Linked DNA regions of Homo sapiens: region 2 is linked to region 1. The links are chromatin loops, found by intact Hi-C in ENCODE. Cell type or tissue: testis. All regions are shown on one strand. Links, peaks and the distances in the headings refer to the core of each region. The heading gives the core; the rest is flanking DNA.

What was found. Peaks named below come from ENCODE experiments on the same cell type or tissue, not always from the same donor. Only the 100,000 strongest peaks of a DNase experiment are listed, where the experiment ranks them.
Region 2: it touches region 1 in a loop (5-fold over the local background); 2 of 110 quality-filtered maps call a loop at or near these places.

The regions. Positions count from the first base shown.
Region 1 is chr10:99,865,576-99,882,154 of GRCh38, reverse strand. DNMBP (dynamin binding protein) reads left to right here. Exons shown (of 17, transcript NM_015221.4): 16 at 1,794-2,344; 17 at 4,819-6,578. The coding sequence ends at 5,004. Among named protein-coding and RNA genes, the nearest start is that of DNMBP-AS1, 53 kb to the left of the region's middle. RefSeq lists an enhancer at 11,693-11,842. In testis, for the core only: no CTCF peak of the experiment used is centred there; no DNase peak of the experiment used is centred there.
Region 2 is chr10:99,936,997-99,953,575 of GRCh38, reverse strand. All of the region lies in intron 4 of DNMBP (dynamin binding protein), which reads left to right. All of the region lies in intron 2 of DNMBP-AS1 (DNMBP antisense RNA 1), which reads right to left. Among named protein-coding and RNA genes, the nearest start is that of DNMBP-AS1, 18 kb to the right of the region's middle. In testis, for the core only: no CTCF peak of the experiment used is centred there; a DNase peak (open chromatin) is centred at 8,185; H3K27ac peaks cover 2,527 bases.

The DNA.
Region 1 (16,579 bases), core at 4,848-12,847:
TCCACGTGAATGAGATTATATGGTATTTGTCTTTCTGCGCCTGGCTCATTTCACTTAACGTGTCCTCCAGGTTCAACCATGTGGCCGCAAATGACAGGATCTCATTCTGAATATTCATTAACAGAATTGATTACGGGGTGCTGACCCTGCTGGGGGGTTTTACAAAATATGTAGTATGGGTACTTGACTACCTTCCCAGAATTAAAAAGAATCTGAATTCCAAAACATATCTGGCCCTAAGCATTTTAGGTAGGGATTGTGGTCCCTATCTAGACAGACATTATGTATTCACCACCCAGAACTGAAAAATGTCACATTTCTTGGTTTCTTTAAAAGCATCTTGTGGATTTTTTTTCTCCCCACTTCTGCTTACACAGAACGAGAGATTAAAAGTGGGACACGAAGGACAGAGGATGGAGCCTGTTAGGGTGACATCAGGTGACAGCTACTGCTGGGGTCAGAGACAGATGGACCTAAAGTCCCAAGCTGTTTAAGAAACTGCTCCATCCTTCAGTTTTTATCTACTCAAACTTGAGAAGTGGTAGCAGGAAGCCACAGTATTCAGATCAGCTGTCAGGTACAGGAAATGCATCAAAGATCAATAGAGTAATGGCCATTGTTCTCATGGAGGCTACATACTCTGGGTCTGTGCCTTGACAGTGTTATGAAAAATTGTCACGTGGATGCTCACGCAATCCCTAATTTATACTTGAGTTTTAGCTGAAAGCCCCCTTGGTCATCTTGGGCAATTTATTAAAGTGAACCATGTGCAGTACACGTTACGTGTATATTCTAACAAACAGTTTCCTACGTTAGAACATCCTTCCAGTATATCCAGACTCTCAGAGCAAAGGATTCACGTGTCCTGGTGGGAAAGAGGGCAGGGAGGTCTATGGAGGGGCTTCTTGAGCTGAGGCTTTTTTTTTGAGACGGAGTTTCGTTCTTGTTGCCCAGGTTGGAGTGCAATGGCATGGTCTTGGCTCACTGCAACATCTGGCTCCTGGGTTCAAGCGATTCTCCTGCCTTAGCCTCCTGAGTAGCTGGGATTACAGGTGCGCACCACCACATCCGGCTAATATTTTCGTATTTTTAATAGAGACGGGGCTTCACCATGTTGGCCAGGCTGGTTGTGAACTCCTGACCTCTGGTGATCTGCCCTCCTCAGCCACCCAAAGTGCCTGGATTACAGGTATGAGCCACTGTACCCAGTTTGTTTTGTTTTGTTTCAAATAGAGATGAAGTCTCGCTGTGTTGACCAGGGAACTGGGCTCAAGCAATCCTCTCATCTCAGCTTCCCAAAGAGCTAGGATTACAGGCGTGAGCTCCCGTGCGCTGCCGAGGCTGGTTCTTAACTCGGTCTTTTCCACACTTGCTGTATTTGAACATAGGCTTCATCAAGCCTTCCTCTTAGGCATGATCTCAGTGTCCTATGACATTCTCTTCCCATGCCGGTTCCCAGACATGGATTGTTTTCATTGCTGTCTTCTCAGTTGGCCATGGGCCTCCTGAGCATGCATCTGTTGTGAGGTTGTGAACATGAATGAACCGGCAGGCAGCTGCGGCTCTTCATCTCTACCTACACACATCACATCCTGGGACTGAGTGTTCCAAGCCGCTTTGTCACTAGGCATTTTATTTTGTGTCTCTCACTATTGGCCTGGCTTTTGAGTTTTTGTTTTACTCTTCATTTTACAGATGAATAACCTAGATCAGTTTTTTTTCTCTCAATGCTCCCTCTGTCTGTCCAGCCTTCTGCTAAGAGTTCTTGTTTATATTTCCTGTTTCCTTTGTAGTCACCAAAGGCTTCGTGTACAGCTCTTTCCTAAAGCCCTACAATCCTCGCCGCAGCCACTCCGATGCCTCCGTGGGTAGCCACTCCTCCACAGAGTCTGAGCACGGCAGCTCCTCCCCCAGGTTCCCACGCCAGAACAGCGGCAGCACCCTGACCTTCAACCCCAGCAGCATGGCTGTATCCTTTACCTCGGGGTCTTGCCAGAAGCAGCCTCAAGATGCATCTCCTCCGCCAAAAGAATGTGACCAAGGAACTCTCAGTGCATCCCTAAATCCGAGTAATTCAGAGAGTAGTCCTTCCAGATGCCCTTCAGACCCAGACTCCACCTCCCAGCCAAGGTCAGGGGACTCTGCAGATGTAGCTAGAGATGTAAAGCAACCCACTGCCACGCCGAGGAGCTACCGGAACTTCAGGCATCCAGAAATAGTTGGCTACTCCGTACCAGGACGAAATGGGCAAAGTCAAGACCTCGTCAAAGGATGTGCAAGAACAGCCCAGGCTCCGGAAGACAGAAGTACAGAGCCAGATGGCAGTGAGGCAGAAGGCAACCAGGTGAGTGCGTAAGAGGCCTGCCACTGTGGCACAGGCGGCAGCAGATGTGTTGTGGGTACCAGCGGGGGTGAGGCAGAAGTGGCTTGCCTGAGGCCTAGGGGTGATCTGAGATGAGCTCACAGACACACCTTTCAAGCACACAAGGAATCTCTGCCATCAGAGCCTTCTGAGCACCTTCCCCTGCTGATACTTCACAGGCTATTCCTGGACCCCTCTGTGTCACTGGGTGTTTAAAAGGTGCTATAATGACAACTTCATTATTCTTCCAGTTCACTAATTCTTCAGTTGTATAACATCCATTTAATCCACTTGTTTGGTTTTTGATTCAAGTAACCATACTTTATTTTTTTTTTGAGGAGTTTGTCACCCAGGATGGGGAATGCATGATCTCAGCTCACTGCAACCTCCACCTCTCAAGTTCAAGCAATTCTCATTTCTCATGCCTCAGCTTCCTGAGTAGCTGGGATTACAGGTGTACACCAACACACCCAGCTAATTTTTGTATTTTCAGTAGAGACAGTCTTCACCATGTTGGCCAGGCTGGTCTGGAACTGCTGGCCTCAAGTGATCCGCCCACCTCGGCCTCCCAAAGTGCTGGGATTACAGGCGTGAGCCATTGTGCCCAGCCCCAGTTTTTCCTATTCTCTTTGTAATGGCCTGTTCCCGTTTATGAGTTTGATTGTAGGCTTTGTATCTCAAACGTTTTGGGTTTTTTTTTTTTTTTTTGAGACAGAGTCTTGCTCTGTCGCCCAGGCTGGAGTGCAGTGGCGCAATCTCAGCTCACTGCAACCTCCGCCTCCCAGGTTCAAGCGATTCTCCTGCCTCAGCTTCCTGAGTAGCTGGGACTACTTTATTAGAGACAGGGTTTCCCTATGTTGGCCAGGATGGTCTCGATCTCCTGACCTCGCTGCCTGCCTTGGCCTCCCAATTTGCTGGGATTACAGGCGTGAGCCACCCACAGCTGGCCATATCTTGAACTAACCTGTATGCTTTAAAGCCATTTTCAGATTCACAGCTGCAGAGTCTTTGCTGCACCGTTTGTTGCCTTTGCTCGCTCTTCAGTGGAGCATCTTCCTGTGTTGACTGTCAGGTTTGTCTGCGAGCTCATCTCCAGAAGGATTTGCCCTCATGGGAAGGCCCAGTCGTGTCCTGGGTTGTAGAGGTGCTGCCTCTGCCACTGTCTGGATTCTAAGAGTCCAGTTTTTACCCACTTTCTCAGTTCAGGCTTCCCATAGCACATTCCTCAGTGCCATAGCCGAGCTTTGTGCATGCTCGTTTTTCTGGTGATTTCTCTTACTACCTACTTCCCGGGTCAAACATCCCCATTCTGGGCCTACCAAGCAGACAGTTATTATAGACACATCAAAGGGAAAAGAAGGACCTTTCTTAGATTGAGTTCGAGCAGGGAATGTAGTTGTAGTCTCAGCTCCAGTCCCTGACCAGGTCCTAAAGCTCCAGCCCTTGGGGCACGTGTCCCTCCCTCTGGCCCCCATGGGCCTCATGGCTTCTCCTCCTCCCTGAGCTCCTCCCTTCCATGGGCATTAGATCATGAGATCTTTGTTTGTGGCATCTAAAGATCAACTTTTCTTTGAAGTTGGTTGTGGTTTTCTGGTTTTTCTTTTTCATAATTTGTGTTGGAGGTATGGAAGAGTATGCTCGTCTTCCACCCTTTAAAGCAATTCTAAAAGACTGAAAAGGTAGTTTTTTTAAAATGGAGTCTTGCTCTGTTGCCCAGGCTGGAGTGCAGTGGTGCAACCTCTGCCTGCTGGGTTCAGGCAATTCTCCTGCCACAACCTCTGGAGTAGCTGGGATCACAGGTGTTCACCATCATGCTTATTTTTCGTGTTTTTGGTAGAAATGGGGTTTCACACCATGTTGACCAGCTGGTCTGAAACTCCTGACCTCTAGTGATCTGCCCTCAGCCTCCCAAATTGGTGTTTGTTCCAAGACAGAGTCTCACTCTGTCGCCCAGGGTCTGGAGTCCAGTGGCGCGATCTTGGCTCACTGCAACCTCTGCATCCTGGGTTGGAGCAATTCTCCTGTCTCAGCCTCGTGAGTAGCTGGGATTAGAAGTGTGTGCCACCACGCCCGGCTAATTTTTGTATTTTTAGTAGAGGTGGGGTTTCACCATGTTGGCCAGGCTGGTCTTAAATTCCCAACTTCAGGTGATCCACCCATCTCAGCCTCCCAGAGTGCTGGGATTACAGGCATGAGCCACCGTGCCCGGCCAAATTGGTGTTTTCTTTTAATCATCCCTATTATGGTAGCCATCATCCGTATGTACCTATTTAAATTTATTTTAGTTAAAATTAAATAAGATTAAAAATTCAGTTCCTCTGTCTCACTGGCCATATTTCAGGGGCTCAGTAGCCACATGTGGGCATGTGGATGTGGAACCCTCCCCAACACCGCACGAAGCTGTTGGATGGCATTGCTCCCAGCAATTTCCCATTTTCTCTCTCTCCCTCACACAGGTCTATTTTGCTGTCTACACCTTCAAGGCACGAAACCCAAATGAGCTGAGCGTGTCAGCCAATCAGAAACTCAAGATCCTCGAGTTTAAAGATGTTACAGGAAATACAGAGTGGTGGTTAGCTGAGGTTAACGGGAAGAAGGGCTACGTTCCCTCCAATTATATCCGCAAAACCGAGTACACCTGAGCCCACGTTGCCTGCCACCCAGCCTTGCTGCCTTTGCTTTCAGTCCGCCGAGGGTTCTGGCGGCCCACCGAGAGGGCGCCTGCTCCTGAGACACAGGCCCTGTCTGCGTTGCTTAACCATGGCATGGTGGAGCACACCACAGATCTTGTTCTCCTCGATTGGGTTGTAAACCTTGATGCTCACTAGAATCTCTAGAATTTGAAATGGACCCTGGGGCTTTGCAAATGACTTAGTGACTATGAGAAGAGAGACAAGTCTTAGAGCTGGCTTTTGGAAAGGAGAAACTTGCAGTCAGAAGCCCAGTGTCCTATGTATGCAGGAAGCTGTGCTCTAGCAATAGACAGTGTTGGTAATGGTTGTGCTGTACGGCGTTTGGGGTGGCCCCATGTTCCATGCTCAGCTGACCGGATGCCAACTCAGATGAAAAGAATTCATGGCTCTGGGCACCCCGTGAGGCAGTGCTTGCACATGGCTGGGAGTTTGTCGGGATTGAACCAAACCTAGTGCTTCAAAGCTCCTGGGACACCTCCAGTGTCCAGCACACATTCTCATACATACTGCCCCTAATTTCTAAAGTCCCTAAAGCACTACATTCTGTAACCTTGTTTCTTTTACTCCATTCCCAGATTAGTTATGCAAAATTCAACTGCGTTCTACTTTTAGAAGTGTTTAGGGTCTTTATTTTCTGTTGACCCTTCATCTGAAAGATTCTCTTCCCTTGTTAGGTACAATCACTGCCCCCCCGCTTTTTTTTTTGAGATGGGGTCTTGCTATGTTGCCCAGGCTGGTCTTAAACGCCTGGGCTCAAGCAACCCTCCCGCCTCCCTGCTGAGATTACAGGTGTAAGCCACCATACCGCAACCTCAATGACACCTTTCTGATGGTCTTTACACAGTCTGTGATGTCTGGTGGCCCCCCTGCCCTGGACTCAATAATTGATAGATTTTCCTAGAGTAACAGTATGAGAGCTCCAGCCATTCCATTAAAAGTATTAGTTCTGCTTTGAGCTGAAACCAGTTGAGCCTAATGGAAGACTGGATGTCTTTCTTCTTCATCCAAGCACCCTAATGACTGTTTAGTTACATCCATAGATGCAGACAACATAACACCTGTGACTTACTTGAATTGGGATAAGCCATTCCAGAAGTAGCTTATCCTAGACTTGGAAATAAGATTTTTTTCACCACTAACTTCCATGCTTCAGAGATGACATTCAAAGCCAGATTCCCAAGTGCCTGATCATACCTCCCAGTCTCAGGAAGATATTTGCTTACCCCTTAGACCAAGAATCTTAAGATCTTCCCCAGCTATGAAGCCTATCTTGGAATGGGAAACCATGAAATTTGTCTTTTAAAAGAAAGGGAAGAAATAGCCTTACAGCCCCTGTTCCTCCAAGTGCACATTTAGCCTTAAAATCCTGGGAGTCGGGAGACACCGTGGAGTCCTAACATCCACAGTGTCTGCTGGTCGTGGTCAGAAGGCAGTAATGCAAGAGTCCTTTTGTGAAGAGTGTTTCTATGTAGAGATGTTTATATTTAAGTAGTTCTTTTATAAATAAAAGCATTTCTAATGGCCTTGGATGTTTTCTTGATTTCCATGTTTAAGCTGAACGGGTTTTTTTGTTTGTTTGTTTAAGCTGAACGTTTTTCCTGGGCTTCTGGGGAGGCCTTCTTGACAATGAGTGATGTCCAGATCTGGGAGAATGGGAGAGGCTAACTGAAGAAATGCAGGCCCAAAGTCATTCTGTCAAAGATTCCAACAATCTCTATATACTCAGGCCGAGTGTGGTGGCTCACACCTGTAATCCCACCAGCACTTTGGGAGGCCAAGGTGGGCGGATCACTTGAGGCCAAGAGTTTGAGACCAGCCTGGCCAACATGGTGAAACCCCATCCCTACTGAAAATACAAAAATTAGCCGGGCATGGTGCTGCATGCCAATAGTCCTGGCTAATCAAGTGGCTGAGAATTGCTTGAACCTGGGTGGCAGAGGTTGCAGTGAGCCAAGATCACACCACTGTACCCTAGCCCGGGCGATAGCAAGACCCTGTCTCAAAAAAAAAAAAAAAAAAAATCTCTGTATACTCAAAATATGTCCATGCTGCAGGTGACTGCCTCTATTTTCATCTTGTCCTGTGAAATTCTAACGAAACAGAAGAGCTGGGATCTCTAGGGGATAAGTATTTCCCTGATATTGCAGATGTGGACACTGATACACAAGGTTATCTAACAAGGTCACGGAGCAGCAGCTCAGGCAGTTGGGGGCAGGGAAGGAAGTGGCAGGGCTAGTGGCAGAGGTGGGATTGAGGACAGTATGGTGGGTGACAGTAAAGCGATCACCCAGTGTTGTTAAGGAATAGAAATCACTGAATTGGGTAGGCTGCAGGAAAGCAGCTGATAAGTCACCTATGCTACTCTCATGTGATAGACTAGGAAAATGGGGTCCAGAGACATTCGTACTCACCCAAGTCATATATCAAGTTTTTGAGGGGTTGTGAATTGAAACTCGGGCCTGCAGGCTCAGGCTGAGTCTGTACACCTTGTTCTGGAGCCAGACTGTCTGGCTTCTGACACTTGGCAGCTTTGTGACCTTGGCAACGTACCCACCTCTGTCTCAGTTCCCTGGTTGAGGTAGAGATAGTAATAGCATCCACCTTGTAGAGTTGATAGGAAGATTCCGTGAGTTAATACATGCACCATGCTGCAACAGGACAGCTGCGAGATACTGGAGGAGGACTTTCAGTGCTTGTCCCCCCATGGAAACATCTTAAACTATCTGTGCATGAAAATACCCTAAGCGCTAAGAAAACCATGTGAGAGATGACAGCACCTGGGTGTTGCATGCAAATATTAAGAAAAGATGCATTGGAGAGGGCAGGGAGGACATGTTCACAGGACCTGTGCCAACCCCTCCCTCAGCCGCAGGCAGCGCAGCACACATCGGAACACCCTCTGCATGGGGGGAAGAGAGGGAAGCGAGTCCCAGATTCAACCTTGGACCTCAGCACTACCCCAGTAAAACCCAGTGCCCAGCAGGTCCTCACAGCCCCAGACTCCAGGCTGGTAGCTGCACACTTGCCCCCAGGCCTGCCTGTAGCATAGAAGCTTCACGAGAATGCCTGAGACCACTGTGGACACTCATGTGACTAACATTTGCTCAAGGCAACACACCTGCCCATTCTTGATAGAGGAGTAGTAAGGGCCTAGGATTACAAGCCCTTACTATTCTAGATAACCTATCTATGTATCTAGGATATATGGATCCCAGGTTTCTAGCTTAGGAGACAGCAGAGAAGTGATGGGTGCCAATGGACCATCCAGCCGGAAAGGGGAAAAAATACATGCAAAGCATTTCAGCAGGCTTGGTGCTTACTACTGAGTTCACTGTGGGTCAAATCATTGACCCCTTATGTTCCCCTCTTGATTCAAGCCACGAGGAAGAAGAACCCGGAAATACAGTCCTGGATGGAGTTTGTGTCTTGTAGGAGCTGGTTGTTACCAGCTTGTACCCACTGCTCCCACAGCACCCTCTCCACCCAAAGCACCCACCGTCAAATTACCCTTCCAGCTCTGCAGATCCAGCAGGAGGTTAGCGTGAAGGAATCACATCAGATATAGGTAAGAAAAAGATTCAGCCACTGTCCTCTTGCCTTACTGTCCTATCTCAACATCTCTATGCATCCAGAACACTTTCTTAAAGCACAAAACCTACTTCAAAGCCATGAAGAGTAGTACAGACCTTTACGGAAGATTTCTTGTGGGTATGAAAGACGACAACCCCACCTATGACATCTAAGGCAGAACTTTCTGGAAATATTGCTTTTCAACATCGACACAAGACTTCTACTTCTTCCGGCATCAGTCCAACTCTCCCTCAATATTCCTCTCCGCCCATTTTTCTACTGCCGAGCTTTCCCCTCTTCCTCCCTGTCCCCTACTCCCCTTTTTAAGTCAAATGACTGAGTTCTTGCACTGGCATCTACCCCAAGTGCCAGCATCATCACACCAGAACAAAGGCCTCATGGCCACACAGTGCAAACAAACAGAAGACTCTCAGAATATGAGGGAATGGCCAGACGTTTCTACTTAGTTATTTTGTATTATATATGATGCTAATATGAGTGCCTTGGTTCCAAGGAACATCCCATGGCACACAATGTCCTCAAGAGAGTCTGTAAGCTTTCTGGGAAGCTCAGGGTTCTGTCCAAAATAGCATCTTCCACTCACTGAGCCACGCACTGTGCCAAGGCTTACCCTGCATTATCCTATGTCACCCCCTACCCCCGCCCAACAAAAGAACACTACAAGGTGTGTAGAAGTAACAAAACTGATGCTCAGAGCCCAGCAGGTTGAGGCTGCAGGAAGCCGTGATCACACCACTGCACTCCAGCCTGGACAGCAGAGTGAGACCGTCTCAAAAACAGAATGACTCATGCTCAGAGGATAAGAAACTCAACCAGGTTTACCCAGATAGAAATAGTAAGACTCAGATTTCAATCCCAGCCCTGAGAGCAAAGCTCATGTATTTAACCCTTTGCTATATACCCACTTGAGAACACACCAGCTCATGTGTACAACCAAAAGGACTTTGGCCCTAAGCCATTGAATGGCCCTTCCTAGTCAGTTCTGTGGGAGCCTTCATCAAAAGAGGACACTGGCCCTTTAAAGGAAGGATTGAATAGCAGTAAGAGTCTAAGCCAGTCTCCATTGCTTTAGGTCAATGTGGAAACAACACATAACCTTCAACTCTCCTCCAGGGCCTGGTCTACATAGAGCTGTCTGGAGTCCTGCCCTGGCTGCCTCTGTTCCTGAACCTTTGGATTTCTTGGAATTCTAATCCTCTAAATCCAGTCTTTTGACTGAACCATTTGGAAATTGAGGCCTGCATGGCAGTAGGGAGTACCCTCACCCCCAGAGGTAACAACTCTTTAGGAAATTTCCAAAATACACCTAGTACCAGTAAATAACCTGCCTGGTTCCCTAATCTTTCCTTCACCATGTAGAGGCTTCTGGATAATTTTGGTCCTCAGTTCACTATTGGGAGTCTTCTATAGCATCTGCTCCAAGTTAAGAAGATTCGCACACTGATCCTAAAATTCATATGGAAACGCAAGGGACCCAGAGTAGCCAAAACAATCTTGAAAAAAGGAACAAGATATAAAACTACAATAAGTAAGACTATGTGAGACTGACATAAGATAGACATAGATTGAGGGTCTAAAACTTTGGCCAGGCACAGCAGGTCACACCTATAACCCCAACACTTTGTGAGGCTGAGGTAGAAGGATTGCTTGAGCCCAGAATTCGAGACCAACCTAGGCAACATGGTGAAATTCCATTTCTACAAAAATACAAAACTTAGTTGGGCATGGTGGTGCACACCTGTAATTCCAGCTACTTGAGAGGCGAAGTAGGAAGATTATTTGAGCCTGGGAGGTTGGGGCTGCAGTGAACAGTGAACATGCTACTGCACTCCAGCCTGGTGACAGCGTGAGACCTCGTCTCAAAAAACATAAAAATAAACCTTTACATGTATTGTCAAATATGAATTGACCAAGGTGTCAGAACAACTTAATGGGGAAACAACCATCTTTTGCACAGATGGTGCCAGGACAACTGGATATCCACATGCAGGAGAATGAAGTTAGACCGCTTCCTAAACCACACACGAAAATTCACTCCAAATGGAGCATAGACCTAAATGTAAGAGTTAGAACTACACAATTCTTAAAATGGGAAAAAGTTCTCACAACCTTGGATTAGGCTTTAGTTTCTTCAAATGACAACAAAAGTGACCAAAAAAAAAAAAAAACCAGATAAATTAGACCTCATCAAAATGGAAAACTTTTGTGCTTATAATGCCATTGGCCAGGCATGATGGCTCACACCTATAACCGCAGCACCTTGGGAGGCCAAGGCAGGATTTCTTGAGCCCAGGAATCTGAGACCAGCCTGGGCAACACAGGTAGAACTCGTCTCTACAAAAAATTTTTTTCAATTAGCCAGGCATGGTGGTGTAGTCCCAGCTACTTGGGAAGCTGAGGTGGGAGGATTGCTTGAGCCCAGGACGTAGCAACTGCAGTGAGCCATGATTGTGCCACTGCACTCCAGCCTGGGTGACAGAGCAAGACCCCATCTAAAAACAACCAAACAAAACAAGAAACACACTATCAAAGTGAAAAGACAACCCACAGAATAAGAAAAATATATTTCAACTCATACGTCTGATAAGAGAATTGTATCCGGAATATATAAAGAAGTCTTATAACTCATTGAAAAGAAAATAAACACCCAATTTAAAATTGGGCAAAGGGACCAGGCCTGTTAGCTCACACCTATAATCCCAGCACTGCGTGAGGCTGAGGTGGGAGGACTGCTTTAGCCCAGGAGTTCAAGACCAGCCTGGGCAACATAGAGAGAACCCACCTCTGCCAAAAATAATAATAATTAGCTGGGAGTGGTGGTGCCTGCCTGTCTGTGGTCCCAGCTACTTGGGAGGCTGAGGTGGGAGGCTTCTGGCTTGAGCCCAGGAGGCTGACGCTGCAGTGAGCTATAATTGAGCTACTATACTCCAGTCTGAGTAAGAGTGAGACCTTGTCTTAAAAGAAAAAAAAAAAAAAGCTCAATATCACTAACCAGATAAATGCAAATTGAAACCACAATGAGATATCATCTCACCACAGTTAAAATGGCTTTTATAAAAAAAGACAAGAAAGAGGGGAGGGGCCAAGATAGAATAGGAAGAGCTCTGGTCTGCAGCTCCCAGTGAGACCAATGCAGAAGGCGGGCGATTTCTGCATTTACAACTGAGATACCCAGTTCATCTCACGGGGGTTAGGCTGTGGGTACAACCCATGGAGGGTGAGCAGAAGCAGAGTGGGGCGTCGCTTCACCCCAGAAACTCAAGGAGCCAGGGGACCTCCCTCCCCCAGCCAAGGGAAGCCGTGAGGGACTGTGCTACCCAGCCCGGATACTACCCTTTTCCCTTGGTTTTTGTAATCTGCAGATCAGGAGATTCCCTCATGTGATAACACCATCAGGGCCCTAGGTTTCAAACACAAAACTGGGTGGGTGTTTGGGCAGACATTGAACTAGCTGCAAGAGTTTTTTTCATACCCCAGTGGCGCCTGGAACCCCAGTGAGACAGAACCGTTCACTCCTCTGGAAATGGAAAGGGGGCTGAAGCCAGAGAGCCACGTGGTCTCGCTCAGCAGATGCCACTCCCACGGAGCCCAGCAAGCTAAGATCCACTGGCTTGAAATTCTCACTGCCAGCACAGCAGTCTCAATTCAACCTGGGATGACCAAGCTTGGTGCAGGAAGGGGCATCCGCCATTACTGAGGCTTTAGTAGGCAGTTTTCCCAACAGTGCTAAGGAGATAGGAGGTTTAGACTGGGCGGGAATTCACCACGGCGTGGCTAAGCAGCCATGGCCAGACTGCTTCTTTAGATTCCTCCTCACTGGGCAGGGCATACTTTGAAGGAAAGGTAACAGCCCCAGTCAGGGGCATACAGATAAAATTCCCACCTCCCTGGGACAGAGCACCTGGGGGAAGGGGTGGCTGTGGGTGCAGCTTCAGCTGATTTAATTGTTCCTGCCTGCCAGCTCCGAAGAGAACAGCTGATCCTGACAAGAAGGATTCTCCCAGCACAGCACACCAGCTCTGCTAAGGGACAGACTGCCTTCCCAAGTGGGTCCCTGATCCCTGTGCCTCCTGACTGGGAGACACCTCCCAGCAGGGGTCAACAGACACCTCGTACAGGAGAGCTCCAGCCGGCATCAGGCCGGTGCCCCCCTGGGACAAAGCTTCCAGAGGAAGGAGTAGGAAGCAATCTTTGTTGTTCTGTTAGCCTCCACTGGTGATACCCAGGGGAACAGGGTCTGGAGTGGACCTCCAGCAAACTGCAGCAGAACTGCAGCAGAGGGGCCTGTTAGAAGAAAAACAGAAAGCAACAACATCAACATCAACATCAACAAAAAGGACCCCCACACAGAAACCCCATCCAAAGGTCATCAGCTTCAAAGATCAAAGGTAGGTAAATCCATGAAGATAAGGAAAAACCAGCGCAAAAATGCTGAAAATTCCAAAGACCAGAATGCCTCCCCTCCTCCAAATGATTACAACTCCTCTCCAGCAAGGGCACAAAACTGGATGGAGAATGAGATTGATGAATTGACAGAAGTAGGCTTCAGAAGGTGGGTAATAACAAACTTTAGCTCTGAGCTAAAGGAGCATGTTCTAACCCAATGCAAGGAAGCTAAGAACCTTGAAAAAAGATTATAGGAACTGCTAACTAGAATAACCAGTTTTGAGAGGAACATAAATTACCTGATGGAGCTGAAAAACACAGCAGGAGAACTTCGTGAAGCACACGCAAACATCAATAGCCAAGTCAATCAAGCAGAAGAAAGGATATTAGAGATTGAAGATCAACTTACTGAAATAAGGCATGAAGACAAGATTAGAGAAAAAAGAATGAAAAGGAACGAACAAAGCCTCCAAGAAATATGAGACTATGTGAAAAGACCAAACCTACAATTGATTGGTATACCTGAAAGTGACGGGGAGAACAGAACCAAGTTGTAAAACATACTTCAGGATATTTTCCAGGAGAACTTCCCCAACCTAGCAAGACAGGCCAACGTTCAAATTCGGGAAATGCAGAGAACACCACTAAGATACTTCTCGAGAAGAGCAACCCCAAGACATATAATTGTCAGATTCTCTAAGGTTGAAATGAAGGAAAAAATGTTAAGGGCAGCCAGAGAAAGGTCAAGTTACCTACAAAGGGAAGCCCATCAGACTAACAGCAGATCTCTCTGCAGAAACCCTACAAGCCAGAAGAGAGTGGGGGGCAATATTCAACATTTATTTTCTTGAGATAGAGTTTCACTCTTGTTGCCCAGGCTGGGGTGCAATAGCGCGATCTCAGCTCCCTGCAACCTCTGCCTTCCGGATTCAAGCAATTCTCTTGCCTCAGCCTCCCCAGTAGCTGGGATTACAGGCACCCACCACCATACCTGGCTAATTTTGTATTTTTAGTAGAGATGGGGTTTCACCATGTTGGCCAGGCTGGTCTCAAACTCCTGATCTCAGGTGATCCACCCACCTTGGCCTGCCAAAGTGCTGGGATTACAGGCATGAGCCCAGCCTTGACATTCTTAAAGAAAAGAATTTTCAACCCAGAATTTCATATCCAGCCAAACTAAGCTTCATAAGCAGAGGATAAATAAAATCCTTTACAGACAAGCAAATGCTGAGGGATTTTGTCACCACCAGGCCTGCCTTACAAGAGCTCCTAAAGGAAGTACTAAATATGGAAAGGAAAAACCAGTACCAGCCACTGCAAAAAAAAAAAACAAAATATAAAGACCAACAACAGTATGAAGAAACTGCATCAACTAATGTGCAAAATAACCAGCTAGCATCATGATGTCAGGATCAAATTCACACATAACAATATTAACCTTAAATGTAAATGGACTAAATGTCCAAATTAAAAGACACAGACTGGCAAATTGGATTAAGAGTCAAGACCCATCAGTGTGCTGTATTCAGGAGGCCCATCTCATGTGCAAAGACACACATAGGCTCAAAATAAAGGGATGGAGGAATATTAACCACGCAAATGGAAAGAAAAAAAAATGCAGGAGTTACAATCCTAGTCTCTGAAAAAACAAACTTTAAACCAACAAAGATCAAAAAAGACAAACAAAGGCATTACGTAATGGTAAAGGGATCAATGCAACAAGAAGAGCTAACTATCCTAAATATATATGCACCCAATACAGGAGCACCCGGACTCATAAAGCAAGTTCTTAGAGACCTACAAAGAGACTAAACTCCCACACAATAACAGTGGGAGACTTTAACACCCCACTGTCAATATTAGAGCAATGAGACAGAAAATTAACAAGGATATTCAGGACTTGAACTCAGCTCTGGACCAAGCGGACCTATTAGACATCTACAGAACTCTCCGCCCCAAATCAGCAGAATATACATTCTTCTCAGCACCAAATAGCACTTACTCTAAAATCGACCACATAATTGGAAGTAAAACAGTCCTTGGCAAATGCAAAAGAACGGAAATCATAACAAACTGTCTCTCAGACCACAGTGCAATCAAATTAGAACTCAGGATTAAGAAACTCACTCAAAACCACACAACTATGTGGAAATTGAACAACCTGCTCCTGAAGGACTACTAGGTAAATAATGAAATTAAGTCAGAAATAAAGAAGTTCTGTGAAACCAATGAGAACAAAGACAACGTACCAGAATCTCTGGGACACAGCTAAAGCAGTATTAAGAGGGAAATTTATAGCACTAAAATGCCCCCATCAGGAAGCTGGAAAGGTCAAAAACTGACACCCTAACATCACAATTAAAATAATTAGAGAAGCAAGAGCAAACAAATTCAAAAGCTAGCAGAAGACAAGAAATAACTAAGATCAGAGCAGAACTGAAGGAAATAGAGACAAAAAAAGCCCTTAAAAAAAAAAAAAATCAATGAATCCAGGAGCTGCTTTTATGAAGATTAACAAAATAGACTGCTAGCTAGACTAATCAAGAAGAAAACAGAAGAATCAAATAGATACAGTAAAAAATGATAAAGGGGATACCACCACTGATCCCACAGAAATACAGACTACCATCAGAGAATACTATAAACACCTCTCCACAAATAAACTAGAAAATCTAGAAGAAATGGATAAATTCCTGGACACATACACCCTCCCAAAACTAAACCAGGAAGAAGTCAAATCCCTGAATAGACTAATAACAAGTTCTGAAATTGAGGCAAGAATAGCCTACTAACCAAAAAAAGCCCAGGACCAGATGGAATTCCACCAGCGGTACAAAAAGGAGCTGGTACCATTCCTTCTGAAACTATTCCAAATAATAGAAAAAGAGGGACTCCTCCCTAACCCATTTTATGAGGCCAGTATCATCCTGATACCAAAACCTGTCAGAGACACAACAAAAAAAGAAAATTTCAGGCCGATATCCCTGATGAACATCAATAAATCCTCAATAAAATCCTCAATAAAATACTGGCAAACTGAATCCAGCAGCACATCGAAAAGCTTATCCACCATGACCAAGTCAGCTTCATCCCTGGGATGCAAAACTGGTTCAAGATACTCAATAAAACTCAAAATCCCTTCATGCTAAAAACTCTCAATAAACTAGGTATTGATGGAACATCTCAAAATAATAAGAGCTATTTATGACAAACCCATAGCCAATGGGCAAAAGCTGGAAGCATTCCCTTTGAAAACCAGCACAAGACAAGGATGCCCTCTCTCACCACTCCTATTCAATGTAGTATTGGAAGTTCTGGCCAGGGCAATCAGGCAAGAGAAATAAAGGTATTCAAATAGGAATAGAGGAAGTCAAATTGTCTCTGGTTGCAGACGATATGATTGAACATTTAGAAAATCTCATCTTCTCAGCCCAAAAACTCCTTAAACTGATAAGCAACTTCAGCAAAGTCTTAAAATACAAAATCAATGTGCAAAAATCACAAGCATTCCTATACACCAACAATAGACAAGCAGAGAGCCAAATCA
Region 2 (16,579 bases), core at 3,310-11,309, 73 kb before region 1:
AGTGCTGGGATACCATGCCTGGCCAAGGGAGTAGATTTTAATAATAGTAATAGCTAACATTTATTACCATATTAGTAAGCATGTGTTAGAATTTGCCTACAGGAAGAATGTTCACAGCTACCCTAAAGGTACAATGATAATTCATATGGCTACTCTATAGATGAGGAAACTAAGACATAGATATTGAGTAGGCTCAAGCCTGTAATACCAGCACTTTGGGAGGCCGACGTAGGAGGATCACTAGAGCCCAGGAGTTCAAGAGCAGCCTGGGCAACATAGAGAGACCTGTCTCTTAAAAAAAAAAAAAGTTTTAAATTAAATTTGAAAAGAGATTAAGTGACTTGCCAAGGGAGTTGGGATTTAAGCTTATGTTTCTAACAACTATAGTTCACCGCTTCCTATACTGGCACACTGAAAATTCAAATTATTTCCCTTAATTTGGGAATGATAAGCCTCTGGAGACTTCATTCATATTCACCAGACTCACAGGAGAAAAAATTTATAAATAGGAAGAGTACAAGAGGTAGGCAACCAACAGCAATTGGTCTAGGGCCCAAGAACGTGAATACATGTCACTTTTGGCTTGTGTACCAGAGATTTGAACTTATGTGTCATCAGGAAAGTCAATAATAGAAAGCAACCCAGGGGGTCTAGGAATAGCAGGATACTAATAAGAGATAAAAGCAGAATGGTGATCCAGAGATCCTGGATCAAGATGGCAGACTGAGCACATATAGCTACCTCCCTCCCTTTCTACTTTAGGTCTATAAAAGTGAATGGAAATAATAGAATAAAAAAATTCCAATAAAAAAGAGTATTATTGGAAATCAAGTAATCTTCTGAAAGATGATATAGCAGAAAGAGAGGGAAACCTCTATTCAAAATATTCTTAGGAAAGGACTATTATGCATGTGGGCAGAGTTCTAAGGGAACTGCAGACTAAGAGATGGTGCGGTAGGAGGGGTCCTAGAGCACATTCAGTGTAATTGATTAGGGGATAGCTAGGGAGCCAGGCCGCTGGGTTGCTTGTACTGAACAGCAGGAGCATTTACCCTCAAGCTACAGCATGAAGTAGATGCTTAGACAAGTCCTCAAAAAGGTGTTCATTTAATATGAGTACTTGAGCTCTCAGGGGAATGCCAGATACCTTGATTTCAGAGTCCCTGAAAAAGAATTCTGAGGGAACCTTGGCTGAGTGTTACATTCCCAAAGCCCTAGCAAACTCCAGATTCTCCATCACTTTCTATACCTACAAGTTTCAAGATAAACCTGTAAACAATTCTTGCATTAGATATTGTATTAGTCCATTTTCACACTGCTGATGAAGATACCAGATACTGGGCAATTTACAAAATGAAGAGGTTTAATGGACTTACAATTCCACATGGTTGGGGAGGCCTCACAATCATGGTGGAAGGCAAGGAGGAGCAAGTCACGTCTTACATGGATGATAGCAGGCAAAGAGAGAGTTTGTGTAGGGAGACTCCCATTTTTCAAAACCATCAGATCTCATGAGACTTACTCACTCTCACGAGAGCAGCACAGGAAAGACCTGCCCCCATGATTCAATTATCTCCCACCGGCTCCCTCCCACAACACATAGGAATTCAAGATGAGTTTGGAGTGGGGACACAGCCAAACCATATCATTCTGCCTGGATCCTCCCAAATCTCATGTCGTCACATTTCAAAACTAATCATGCCTTCCCAACAGTCCCCCAAAGTCTTAACTCATTTCAGCATTAACTCAAAAGTCCACAGTTCGACGTCTCATCTGAGACAAGGCAAGTCCCTTCTGCCTATGAGCCTGTAAAATCAAAAGCAAGTTAGTTACTTCCTAGAAACAATGGGGATACAGGCATTGGGTAAATACAGCCATTCCAAATGGGAGAAATTGGCCAAAACAAAGGGGCTACAGGCCCCACGCAAGTCTGAAATCCAGTGGGGCAGTCAAATCTTAAAGCTCCAAAATGATCTCCTTTGACTCCATGTCTCACAACGAGGTCACACCGATGCAAGAGGTGGGTTCCCATGGTGTTGGGCGGCTCTGCCCCTGTGGCTCTCCAGGGTACAGCCTCCCTCCTGGCTGCTTTCACGGGCTGATGTTGAGTGTCTACAGCTTTTCCAGGCACACGGTGCAAGCTGTTGGTGGATCTACCATTCTGGGGTCTGGAAGATTTTGGCCCTCTTCTCACAGCTCCACTAGGTGGTGCCCCAGTAGGGACTCTGTGTAGAGGCTCTGACCCCACATTTTCCTTCTGCACTGCCCCAGCAGAGGTTCTCCATGAGAGCCCTGCACCTGCAGCAAACTTCTGCCTGGACATCCAGGCATTTCCATACATCCTCTGAAATCGAGGCAGAGGTTCCCAAACCTCAGTTCTTCTGTGCACCCGCAGGCTCAACACCACATGGAAGCTGCCAAGGCTTGGGGCTTGCACCCTCTGAAGCCATGGCCTGAGTTCTACATTGGCCCCTTTCAGCCATGGCTGGAGCAGCTGGGACACAGGGCACCAAGTCCCTAGGCTGCACACAGCATAGTGATCCTGGGCACAGCCCAGGAAATCACTCTTTCCTCCTAGGCCTTTGGGCCTGTGATGGGTGCAGTTGCCGTGAAGACCTCTGACATGCCCTGGAGACATTTTCCCCATTGTCTTGGGGATTAACATTTGGCTGCTCATTACTTACGCAAATTTCTGCAGCTGGTTTTTCTCTTCAGGAAATGGGATTTTCTTTTCTATCACATTGTCAGGCTGCACATTTTTGGAACTTCTGTTCTGTACATCCCTTATAAAACTGAATGCCTTTAACAGCACCCAAGTCACCTCTTGCATGCTTTGCTGCTTAGAAATTTTTTCTGCCAGATACCCTAAATCATCTCTCTCAAGTTCAAAGTTCCACAAATCTCTAGGGAAGAGGCAAAATGCTACCAGTCTCTTTGCTAAAATATAACAAGAGTCACTTTTGGTCCAGTTCCCAACAAGTTCCTCATCTCCTTCTGAGACCACCTCAGCCTGGATTTCATTGTCCATATCTTTATCAGCATTTTGGTCAAAGTCATTCAACAAGTCTCTAGGGAGTTCCAAACTTTTCCACATTTTCCTGTCTTCTTCTGAGCCCTCCAAATTGTTCCAGCCTCCGCCTGTTACCCAGTTCCAAAGTCAGTTCCACATTTCCGGGTATCTTTTAAGCAGTGCCCCGCTTTACTGGTACCATTTTCCTGTATTAGTCCATGTTCACACTGCTGATAAAGACATACCCAAGACCGGGCAATTTACAAAAGAAAGAGGTTTAATGGACTTATCGTTCCACATGTTGGGGAGGCCTCACAATCATGGTGGAAGGCAAGGAGGAGCAAGTCACATCTTACGTGGATGGCAGCTGGCAAAGAGAGAGCTTGTGCGGGAAGACTCCCGTTTTTCAAAACACCATCTTTTGTGAGACTTATTCAGTCACGAGAACAGCACAGGAAAGACCTGCCCCCCATGATTCAATTACCTCCTACCAGGTCCCTCCCACAACACGTAGGAATTCAAGATGGGATTTGGGTGGGGACACAGCCAAACCATGTCAAATATATAGGTGGGAGAATAAAAGACTCCCAAATTTCAGGTAGCAGGAATTTCCCAGTAATGGTACTTTTTAGAATTAATAGTGTTCCATGGAAAATGTTATGTCTTCTGTGCTTAAGAACACTGCAGTGTTTTTATTTTTATTTTTTGTGTGTGCAGTGTTTTTAAATGGGTAAATGGACTGGTACTACATAAAACTGGTGTTCTTTTTTATTCACCAGACCTTCATTTTCAGAATTAGTTTATTCAGCAAGTGTTCTGACTTTTTAAAAAAATTGCTGTTTAGTGCTGTGAAAGACTTAATGTGGGTGTAGTCTATTTCGGGAAGACTTTGTAAAATTTGAATCCACCAAATACAGTATTGGGTATGTTAATGTTGATTTGATTGATTTCTCAAAAGGTGTTTTGATAATATCTATTGCTAATATGATAAAATTACTTATTCCTTGCAGTAACAGCCAATTTCTCATAAGGTCATTTTTTTCTGTCTTCATAAAAGGTGTATCCAACAATATAAGCTATCCCTCAAGAGGTGGAAATTAACCAGTTTGAGCACCAGGCATTACTTCTCTAATCTGGTTCTGTATAAGTTATAATTTTAAAATTTAAGGCCTAAGATTTAAAGAACTTTCAATATAACATTTATCTAATTCTGATCAATATTATATTTAGTTGTTAATATGCTTACTGAGAAGACAGGTTTTATCTATTATTCAGTGTGTCATTTCCCACACACCTGGTATGATGTTCTATACATAGTAGGGACTCAAATACCTAATGAAGGGAGTTGAGTTTAACTGAATTGATTTGAATTGAATTGCCTGCTCTACCTCCCAGAGTTTTCAGAGATCTCCTACTTCTGTTGTTACTTTGAACTGGTCTACTTGGGACCTGGGAATCAGTGCAGAGATGGCAGGCCCCTTGTCAGACCAGTGCTGTGCCAGACCCACAGTGAGGTTTTTAGTGTAGCTACTGCCTCTTCTTAAAACTCTGCATTTATTTATTTATTTATTTATTTATTTATTTATTTATTTATTTATTTTTGAGATGGAGTCTCACTCTTGTTGCCCAGACTGCAGTGCAATGGCGTGATCTTGGCTCACTGCAACTTCTGCCTCCCGGGTTCAAGTGATTCTTCTGCCTTAGCCTCCCGAGTAGCTGGAATTACAGGTGCCCGCCACCACACCTGGCTAATTTTTGTATTTTTAGTAGAGATGGGGTTTCACCATGTTGGTCAGCCTGGTCTCGAACTCCTAGCCTCAAGTGATCCGCCTGCCTTGGCCTCCCAAAGTGCTGGGATTACAGATGTGAGCCATCATGCCCAGCTTTGGTTTTTATTTTCTTTCCATATGGTAAGCATAGCTGTTTTATAGTCTGTGTATGATTCCAAGATATTCAGTGTTAGTGGGACTGTTTTTGATGTCACATGGGTTCTCATTTTTGTGGTCTAGGCTCTTTGTGTGTCTGATTATCTTACTGTGTGCTGGTCATAGTATTTGGAAAATCTTAAGAGTTGAGGTGAAGACACCTGAACTCTAGAAAGAATTTGCATTTGTTTCTGTCAGTTGTTTGTAGTCAACTAATGTTTCCAAATTCCTGAAGGATAATAATATTTGAGATTCAGGAGTAAGAAGTTGGAATTCCTGGGAGTTCCTAAATTATAACCTTGTATTTTAAAAAACTTTTACTTACACATTCTTGAATAGTAGTAGAGATCATAATCAAAGATGACAAGTTTTCCTGTGCTAGTATTACACTAACATTTTCAGAGGTTTTATATTTGTGTATGATAAATGCACGGTTTGTTGTTGTGAGCCACAATGTCGTGATATGATTATATATTTTAATAACATGTAAAAATATTCTCTACCTGATAATAGACTTTTTTAAAGGACTTGTTTTTTGTAAGAGCTGTTTTAGATTAACAGCAACATTGAAAGGAAGGTACAGAGATTTCCCATATCCCGTGCCCCCACACATACATAGCTTCCCCTATCATCAACATCGTAAAAACATTCTTAAATTTCATTTTTAAATAATTTTAGATTTATAGAAAGCTGCAAAAATAAGAGCTTCCATATACTTCGCTCAGCTTCTCCTAACCTTAATATCTTACACACCTATAGAAGATCTATAAAATCAGAAAATTAATGTGATAATGTAAAACATTAAAAGAGCATTAGTACAAGATAAATGTCAAAAACTATTTAAAAATTGAAAGAAATACCACAAATATTTAGTATTTTAAATTACTCTTAAAATAGAATTTTATTTTAACTTTTAAATGTTAGATTCAGGGAGTACATATGCAGATTTGTTACAAGGGTATATTGTGTAATGCTGAGGTTTGGGCTTCAATTGATCCCATCACCTGTGTAAGAGAACATAGTACCTAATAGGCAGTTTTTCAACCTTTGCCTCCCTCCCTCCCTCCCTCCCTCCATTGTCCTGTAGTCCCCAGTGTCTGTTGTTCCTATCTTTATGTCCATGTGTACCCAGTGTGTAGCTCCCACTTATAAGTGAAAACATGCAATATTTGGTTTTCTGCTTCAGCCTTAATTTTCTTAGGATACTGGCCTCCAGCTGCATCCATGTTGCTGCAAAGGACATGATTTCATTCTATTTTGTGGCTACATACTATTTTATGGTGTATATATACCAGGATTTCTTTATCCAGTCCACTGTTGATAGGCACCTAAGTTGATTTCATGTCTTTGCTGTAGTGAATAGTGCTGGAGTCAGCTGAGTGCAGGTGTGTTTTTGGTAGAAGAATTTTCCTTTGGGCATATACCCAATACTGGGATTGCTAAGTCGAATGATAGTTCTACTTTTAGCCCCTTAAGAAATCTCCAAACTGCTTTCCACAGGGGCTGAACTAATTTACATTCCCACTAACAGTGTATAAGTGTTCCCTTTTCTCTACAACCATGCCAACATATCTGTTATTTTTTTACTTTAATACCCATTCTGACTGGTGTAAGATGGTTTCTCATTTGGTTTTGATTTGCACTTCTCTGATGATTAGCGATGTTAAGCATTTTTTTCATATATTTGTTGGCCACTTGTATGTCTTCTTTTGAGAAGTGTCAGTTCATGTCCTGTGCCCAGTGTTTAGGGGGGTTGTTTTTTTTCTTGTTAAGTTCCTTATAAATTCTAGATGTTAGGCCTTTGTTGGATGCATAGTTTACATATAGTTTTTCCCAGTCTGTAGGTTGTCTGTTTACTCTGTTGATAGTTTGTTTTGCTGTACAGAAGCTCTTTAGTTTAATTGGGTTCCAGTTGTCAGTTTTTGTTTTTGTTGCAGGTTGCCTAAGCCAATGTCTAGAAGAGTGTTAACTAGGTTTTATTCAAGGATTTGTGTAGTTTGAGACCTCACATGTAAGTCTTTAATCCATCTTGAGTTAATTTTTGTATATGGTGAGAGATGGAAGTCCAGTTTCATTCTTCTGCATATGGTTAGTTTTTCCAGTACCATTTATTGTATAGAGAATTCTTTCCCCATTGCTTATTTTGGTCAACTTTGTTGAAGATTACTTGGTTGTAGGTGTGCAGCTCTATTTCTGGATTTTCTGTTCTGTTCCATTGGTTTACATGCCTTTAAATAGTATTTTAAATACACAGAGCATTAGTTGCTCTATCTGATAGTGTTGATCTTTGTTTTGTGACTAATATTTCATACATCAAAAAAAGGTTTTCATTTTATGTTGATGTTGGTGGAATTGTTAAGTGTGTATTCAAAAGCATTTCTGGAGCTGGGCTCAGTGGCTCATGCCTGTAATCCCAGCACTCTGGGAGGCCGAGGCGGATGGATGACTTGAGGTCAGGAATTTGAGACCAGCCTGGCCAACATGGTGAAACCCTGTCTCTACTAAAAATACAAAAAATTAGCAGGGCATAGTGGTGTGCACCTGTAATCTCAGCTACTTGGGAGACTGAGGCAGGAGAATGGCTTGAACCCAGTAGGCAGAGGTTGCAGTGAGCCAAGATCGTGCCACTGCACTACAGCCTGGGCAACAGAGCGAGACTCCGTCTCAATTAAAAAAAGAAAAAAAAGCATTTCTGGGTAGGGCTGTTCGGTTGCATGTTGTCTCATGAAAGCTCATTTTCTTTTTAATGTTGAAAACATTTTTTCTGCTTCTTCTGATTTTGGCTTTGCCATTGAAATTGATATTGCTTGTGCTAATTCAGATTTTAGATATGTTCCTGATTTTGTGTAGGGATATTTCACAGCAATATTCACATCTCTTTTGTATTTCTTCTGTTAAAACATTTATAAAGAACTATATAGCAAATATTAAGCAGTGGAAAACACTGGACAAACATTACTGGGTGGTTTTCAAATAATGGAACATTTGCCTCTCTGAGCAAGATTTAGCACTGTACAGAATCATGTGTCAGAATTGCTAAGGACTTACTTTGTTTGCAAAACTTTATTTCTTAGACTACCCTTATAAGATCTGTATAAAGCATACTATACAAGTAAGCTTATTAATCTTTATTTTATTTGCAAGAATGACTCACTGTTGGCAACACACGGGGCCATGAGCACACACTCTTCTAAACACATGTATTACATAGCAACAACTATGAGCAAAGCTAACTGATTAGACCCTGGCCCTCCTACCCACTCTTGTCCTCATTCCCAGAAATGTCACCTTGTAACATTTTACTCCGCGTGCCAGTATTCTCTGCTCTTGCGTCAACTTGACATTGGTGGATTTCTTTAAACTCTTAATGTCTCTGCATTTATTGTTAGGCTTTATTCTCTCAGGAGAATCCTAGTACCTTCTCTTGTTTCCTAGAGTCCTCAGCTGATTTTTTTTGTTTTTTTTGTTTTTGATTTAGAAAGACATATAAATTTCCTAAGAAATGCTGAGAAGGAATTTCCACATGGAAACAAACACTAGTCATTCTCAGCCCAGGTCCAACTTAAACCAATTTCAAGGCTCAGTGTACCTTGTACCTTGGATGACCAAGGTATCGGAACTCAGCTGTAATTTAGCAAGAGGGCTGGCCCAATTCTGATTTACCCTCGGGAGTTCTTTAGGATCTTAGCTTATTACAGAAAAGGTCTCCTTTTAGATTTCTATTTTAAAGATTTTTTTTTTCTATGAGAGACTGATCCAAATAATGTAGACTTCAATTATTGGAAATAAAAAGTCCAGTATTAGTTTTAGATAAGCCAGTCTTTGGCTGTAACTGAGAATTAGGAGTTTTAAATTTGGAATTATCATCTAGAGTCAGGGTAGAATACTAGACAGTATTTATGATTGCTGTGTGTTGGGGAATGAAACATCATTTTGTGGGCTTCCGTGTGGTATTCAGGTCAATCACTCATTCATCCAGGAAATACTCAATTTATTTTTACCATGTGCCAGGCACTGTGCTAAGGGCTGGGTACATAGCGATGAACATTATAGATGTGCTCGCTGGTCTCAAGGAGCTTCCAGTCAAATGAGTTGCTAATTAACAAGTTAAGGTTCAGATCTCAAGCACACTACCTTCAAGTCTGAACAGGTTGACTTGCAAAGCAGTAGAAACATTAAGAGGTAGTTCTCAGACTTTCAGGTTTCCCAGTACATATTATTTTTAGAAGCTCTGATCAGGACTACCTAGTGCTACCCTATCTCTTGGTGAGGTTCACACACCTGAATTTGAAAAGAGGGTGTGCATTCATTTCTTTATTCAGTGTATATTTCTTGAGCACACATGATGAGCCAGGCACTAGCTACACGTTGATTAATTTAAAAAAACATAGTCATATTATCATTCATATTTATGTGTGTTTGAAACCCCAGTGATCATATTGATATTGACCTCTACAGCTAATTATGCTCTTTCCTGCTGCCTTGGAATCATGACCAATGGCTACTTTCGGTGTGGGTCAGTTCCGGAACCCCATTGTTCTAAATCAGTGCAATGGATGCCAAACTACAGAGTGAGTCAGGAACCTTGCTCCTCAACTTTCCTCTTTTTGGCCTTTAAGATAATGTCAAAGGAAGGTTGACCAGAGACTCTACAAGTAATTTTCAGTGATGTCTGTTGCAAATTAAATCAGAACATGTTTTTCAGGAAAATAATATTTCCCCAGTCTACTGGGTAGCATCTAAGATGCACTAAAGACAGCCAGTAGATTAACAAGCTGGAGAATGACTGATATGGAACAATAACGTCTTTATACTAAAGTGATACGTAATATTCTAGACAGATTTTTAAAATTTTAAAGTGTAACTGTTTTATATGCAGAAGCAATTTGTCATTCTGCAGCCTCCTTGGAATCCCTTAGGTATAAGAATTATTTCTCAGCCGGGCATGGTGGCTCATACCTGTGTGTGGTAGTTCATGCCTCCCAGCCCTTTGGGAGACCAAGGTAGGAGGATTGCTTTAAGACCAGCCCAGGCAACATGGTGAGACCCCGTTCCTAAAAGAAATACAAAAATAGCTGGATATGGTGGTGTACACCTGTAGTTCCAGCTACTAGGGAGACTGAGGTGGGAGGATTGGGTGAGCCCAGGAGGCCGAGGCTGCAGTGAGCTGTCATCATATCATTGCACTCCACACTCCAACCTGGGTGACAGAGTGAAACTGTCTCAAAAAAACAAACAAACAAACAAACAAACAAACAAAAAACCACACACAAGAATTCCTTCTCAAACTAGTAACAGATAATAGAATTAAATAGCCAAATCATTCTGTGTTTTTTTTTTTTGTTGGTTTTTTTTGAGACAGAGTCTCACTCTTGTCACCTAGGCTGGAGTGTAGTGGTGCAATCTCGGCTAACTGTAACCTCTGCCTCCCGGGTTCAAGCGATTCTTCTGCCTCAGCCTCCTAAGTAACTGAGATTACAGGTGCCCGCCACCATGCCCAGCTAATTTTTGTATTTTTAGTAGAGACTGGGCTTTGCCATGTTGGCCAGGCTAGTCTCGAACGCCTGACCTCAGGTGATCCGCCCCCCCCTCAGCCTCCCAAAGTGCTGGGATTACAGGTGTAAGCCACCACACCTGGCCCATTCTGTGGTCTTTCAAGATAATGAAAGTTTATGTAAAGGAAATAATAATCTTTCTTTCTAGTTTGTCAGTATGTAGGAAAAAAGCAAGTATCTTCAACTTGTGTAACATCTGGTTGAGGCTTTTGGCTCAGTAAAAATGAGCTCAGAGTTACTTCTAAAGGATTTTATCCTAGTATAAGACAGCAGCCATCATCAGAACCCGTTAATAGGCTATGTTAAGTCAGGAGAGAAACTAGTTTCTGATTTTAGGATGGATGGTTGAATGTATGTCAAGAAATGTAGCTTAGAATGGTGAACTGAGGTATAATTGACCTGTGAGTCACTGTTCTTAGCAGTTTGTAGGATGGCCTTGTGAACATTTTCGCACTCTCAGCTCGAGGCACAGGGTGAAGAAGCTGGAATGCATTGAGGTACTTAAGTATTGGTTTCAGATTTCACTGAGGCTTTGCAGCATGGTACAGGAAAATAATTCATCTTCAGATAGCCTGAGACCCTTAGTTGCGAGTGTTCCCACCATCACACCCCTACCTGAGCTGCTTGCTGCCTTTTACTGTTCACTTTACCAGATGTAATAAGACCCAAAAGACAGGACAGTCATCAGTCAACCAGTATGATTGAGCTCCCACTGTATTCCAGGCAGTGATCTCGAGTCACAGTAGCAATCAATCTCTGCCTTCATGGGAAAAGACAAGCAATAAGTAAGTAAAACTCTAAGTATATTTTTTTGCCTTTTTGTCAGAAGGGAAAACAATCTATGGAGAAAAGAAATCAGAGAAAACCTTCTGAAAAATAATGTTTGAGTAAGATTGTTGGGGGCCAGCCAAACCATTTCTGGGGGTGGGAGGCATCGTTCCAGACAGATAAGACAGCAAGAATGAGAGTATGTTAGATGTTTGAGGAAAAGCAAGGAGACTGGTTCAGCTAGAGCAACGGCACAGTTGTAGTTCATCATTTAGGGTAAGAAGAGAAGTTACTGGAAGGTTTTGAGCAGGGGAATAATATGACCTGACCTACAATTTAACAGAAGAGAATAGACAGAAGAGACACAGGGCAGAGGCTGAGAGACCAGTTAGGAGGCTACTGCAGTGACCCAGGCAAGGGATGGATGCCAGCACCTTGGACCAGGATGGCAGCAGTAGGGATGAGAGGTGCTCAGCTCTCAGCATATTTTGAGTTAGAGCCAGTAGGACTTGCTGGTGGATTAGATGTGAGGTATAAGAGACTGAGAAGAGGCCAGGCGTGGTGGCTCATGCCTGTAATCCCAGCACTTTGGGAGGCCAAGGCGGGCGGATCACCTGAGGTCAGGAGTTCAAGACCAGCCTGACCAACATGGAGAAACCCCGTCTCTACTAAAAATACAAAATTAGCCGGGCATGGTGGCACATGCCTGTAATCCCAGCTACTAGGGAGGCTGAGGCAGGAGAACCGCTTGAATCTGGGAGGTGGAGGTTGCGGTGAGCCGAGATCGTGCCATTGCACTCCAGTCTGGGCAACAAGAGTGAAACTCCATCTCAAAAAAAAAAAAAAATTGAGAAGAGTCAAGGGTAACCCTGAGGGGTAACCCTGAGGTTAGGCAACTGGAAGGATTAGAGTTGCAAGTAGCAACCACATTTCTGGTCATATCAATACTTCTTGAATTCCTGCTGTGTGCCAGTTAATTGGGCGTATAGGAGAATATGATCTAGAACTTAGCCCTGGGGCATTCCAATCTTTAGGAATATGGAAGACAAGGGAGATGGGCCAGCAAAGAAGAAGCAACCAGCCAAGGAGAAGGAAAGCCAAATGGAAAAACGGTTTCACGAAGGGGCAAGTGACGCCAGGTGCGGTGGCTCACGCCTGTAATCCCAGCACTTTGGGAAGCCGAGGCGGGCGGAGCACTTGAGGTCAGGAGTTTGCGACCATCCGGACCAACATGGTGAAACCCCGTCACTACTAAAAACACAAAAATTAGCCAAGTGTGGTGGCGGGTGCCTGTAATCCCAGCCACTCGGGAGGCTGAGGCAGGAGAATCACTTGAACATGGGAGGTGGAGGTTGCAATGAGCCAAGATCGCGCCACCGTACTCCAGCCTGGGTGAAAAAGTTAGACTCTGTCTCAAAAAAAGAAAGGGCAAGTGACAGGATCAGAAGCTGCCGAGAGGCCAAGTAAGGTGAAGTCTCCAAAATGACTGTGGGATTTGGTGACCTTGTCAAGAGCAGTTTCACTGAAGGGATGATATTGGGATGCAAGCCCTATTGGAGTGGATTAAAGAGAAAATGAGAGGTAAGGAAGAGAGGCATTGAGCATTTAGTGTGCTCAAAAGTCTTTCGAAGAGTTTTGCTATAAAAGAAAGCAAAAAAATAGGGTAGTGGCAGCAGGGGACGTTGGATTGAGGTGCCAGCGGAAGTCGTTTGTAAGATGAGAAACATTAGTACGCGTTCATAAGTTTACGGGACTGATCCACTAGAATGGGCACATTGAAGAAGCAGGGAGAGGAGGCCTCACTGCTATTAGATAGTGAGTGGTCAGGAGGGGAGGGGTCTGGCAAGCCAACGGAGAGATTGGCCTGGGATCAGAGCAGGGACCCTTCCTCCATTGTTAAAGGTGGGAGGCAGAGTGTTTGGGTTCACAGGCAGGTAGCAGGGTAGGTTTGATGGTGAAAAGGTGAAGAAACAAGCCTAGAGAGATTAAATAACCTCCCCAAGATTATACAGCTATTAAGTGGCAAAGTCAGGATTTAAGTCCAGGGCTATCAAAGCCTGTGCACTTAACCTCTAAGCTAGATTGCCCTCTACCTAGCATCTAGCATGTGCCAAATAAATGCTACATGCATTGATTCATTAAACATTTAAATACCTACTGTGTACCCCATTGTAATCACCCAATGGGTTCTTCCTGCCCACTGCACAAACAAAACCAATTCACTGAGGCCATTGCATGAAGAAAGAGTGATTGACATGCAGCTGGCCACTCCATGTGGGAGATGGAGTTACTACTCAAATCAGTCTAAAAAATGCAGAGGTTTTTCCAGGGCAGTTTAGTGGCCAGGGGGCTAGGGGAATGGGTGCTGCTGATTGGTTGCGGATGCAACCATAGGGATGTGGACAGTGGTCCTCCTGTACCAAGTCCCTTTCTGGGTGGGACCACAGGACTGGTTGGCAGGTCCAGGTGGAGCCATCAGTCCTCAGAAATGCAAAAGCCTGAAAAGACATCTCAAAAGATTAATCTTAGGTTCTACAGTAATGGCGTTATCTGCAGGGGTGATTGCGGAAGTTGCAAATCTTGTTACCTTCTAAATAATGGCTAGTAATCCTTTATGTCTATATCTTAGCAGAATTAGGCTCCTCTCATCCTTCTGACTTGGTGACCTTTCATTAGTTTTACAAAAGTGGTTTAGTTTTAGAAAGTGGAAGGGCTATTTCCATTTCAACTGTAAACTAAATTTCTCCCACAGTTGGCTTAGGCCAAGCCCAGGAGTGATCAAGGACAGTTTGGAGGTTAAAGACAAGATGAGGGTTGTTTAGATCCAATCTCTTTCATTGTTGTAATTTTCTCACTGTTATAATTTTCTCAGTGTTATAATTTTTGCAAAGAGGTTTTACCATCTACAGAGCTGTGCTAGAGATAGGAAGACAAGTTAGACCATCCTAGCCCTCAAGGAACTTTCAGTATAATAAAAGGAGGTAAGCAAGTATAATGAAGTAACAGCATAGGTTAGCCAAGAGAGATATTTGCAAGGTTCTCTGGAAAATAGCAAGAACTGTAGGAATCAGAATGTCACTGGGCAGAGTCCTAGAGAGTGAGGAGTTGTTGACCCTCAGTGGAGCAACAACATGGGCAGTCACAGAGGAATCCACAAAAGTTTAGGGAGTTACATATTCTTGCTCTTTTTTTTTTTGGCACACTTTTCTCCCTTTTTTCCTTTACCCTTCTTCTACCTTCTCTGTCTCTTCTCTCTCCTTCCAAATCCTACTTCTCCATCCTCACTTCTAGAATAGGTGGCAGTCTATCCACTCTGGGCATCACACAGATAGTCATGATGGCCCACCCACTAGGAGCAAATAGCAAACATCACGGTGAGGTGGTGCTTCAGGACTGCTGAAAAGAGCCAGTGGAGTGTGACTGTTGTGTAAAGTGAGAGGGGGTGCTGAAGGAGGGATGGTTGTCTACAGGGTTCTATTTCACCAGCAGTCCTACCATTGAGAAAAGTAGAAAAGTCATCCTCCCTCTTTCCTCGGCCACTTTCTCTGTACACAGATTTATTACTCAAAAATGGCAACCCATTCACAGCTTTTGTTTAGATCTGAGTCATAGTAGTGTGGAGATAAAGCTGAGGGAGTTTACCTCTTTATGCAAACTGCTTATCTTTAAAGTCCTAAAGGCAATCGGACTTAGAAAGGGTGGGGGAAGCCCCCTTTTGTAACCAACTGTTCACTCTCCACTTGCCCAACTATAATTTCTTTTTTTTATTTTTTGAGATGGAGTCTCACTGTGTCACCGAGGCTGGAATGCAGTGGCACCCATCTTGGCTCACTGCAACCTCCGCCTCCCAGGCTCAAGCGATTCTCCTGCCTCAGCCTCCTGAGTAGCTGGGATTACAGATCCTGCCACCACACCCAGCTAATTTTTTGTATTTTTAGTAGAGATGGGGTTACACCATGTTGGCCAGGCTGGTTTGGAACTTCTGACCTCAAGTGATCCGCCCACCTTGGCCTCCCAAAGTGCTGGGATTACAGGCCTGAGCCACCACACCTGGTCAATAATTTCTTTTTATAACTAGGATCCTTACCTACAATTTAGTCCTCTCTTTTTATCTCTTCTCTTGGTTGATTAGGTGTATTTTTCTTATCTTGCTAGCTTTATCAAAGATATCAAGTTGCTAGTGAACTTTGTTTTCCATAACAGAGAAAGTTTAATCTTTTAATTGGATTAGAAATAAGCAAGATCATAGAATTGTAGACTTAAAGTGGCAGAGAAATCATTAATGTCCACATTTCCTACATAGGAAAGTGACAGCCAAAGAGGGTAATCATACCTGAAAACTGGTTATTAGCAGAAATTGAACTTCTAGAAGGCAGGTGTCATTTCCTCATTTGGTCTCCAGTGCTCTCTCTGTTACACTGTTGCTCTGTTTTAACTTGTGGTGAAAGCTGTCCTCCCGAATAATGTTGACTTCCTATTGGTTTGGTGAACCAAGTCACAATCTTTGTTGGGTTTAGGTGATAGGTTGTAATGACTGAGTCACTCAGTGCTGGGCTGTCTTGTGTGTCACTGCCATTCTGTGTGCTCATGGTGGTTGGCTGGTGAGGCCCAGCTGAGGGCAGGGTTGGTCGGCCAGGACTGGAAACAAAGAGAGAATGGTGGTGTTGGGGTGTACATGGCTTGCCTCGGTAGTGGTCCACTTTTGAATTAGGCCAGGATACTTTCTATTTGTTTGTTCACTTGGTTTGAGGGAAATTAAGATTTACTGTGTTTTGAGATATTCTTCTTAGTCTAGTGCCATGAAATCAAACAGATCTGGGTTCAAACTGTGGCCCTGCCATGTACTAGTTTATGTGATCTTGGACAGGTTATTCACACTCGCAGATTGTTTCTTTATCTGTGGTAAAACAAGTATAATAAATACCCTCCTTGGAGGGTAGTGAAAATGGAAAACCTCTACCATCTTCCTAGTGCTGATCGTAGCCCATAGTACACACTGAAAACATGGTAGCTGCCTGGGCTGTTGCTGCTGCTGCTGTTGGTTGAGGAGGTACAAGGGACCAGAACAAGTGGACATCAGAAGTTTTGACAATATAGAGGTTCGTTTGGGTCTGGTGCACCTGTAGTCCCAGCACTTTGGGAGGCCAAGGTGGGCGGATCACTTGAGGAGTGATCAGGTCAGGAGTTCAGGAGTTCAAGACCAGCCTGGCCAACATGGTGAAACCCCGTCTCTACTGAAAAATATAAAAATTAGCTGGGCGTGGTGGCGGGCACCTGTAATCTCAGCTACTTGGGAGGCTGAGGCAGGACAATCTCTTGAA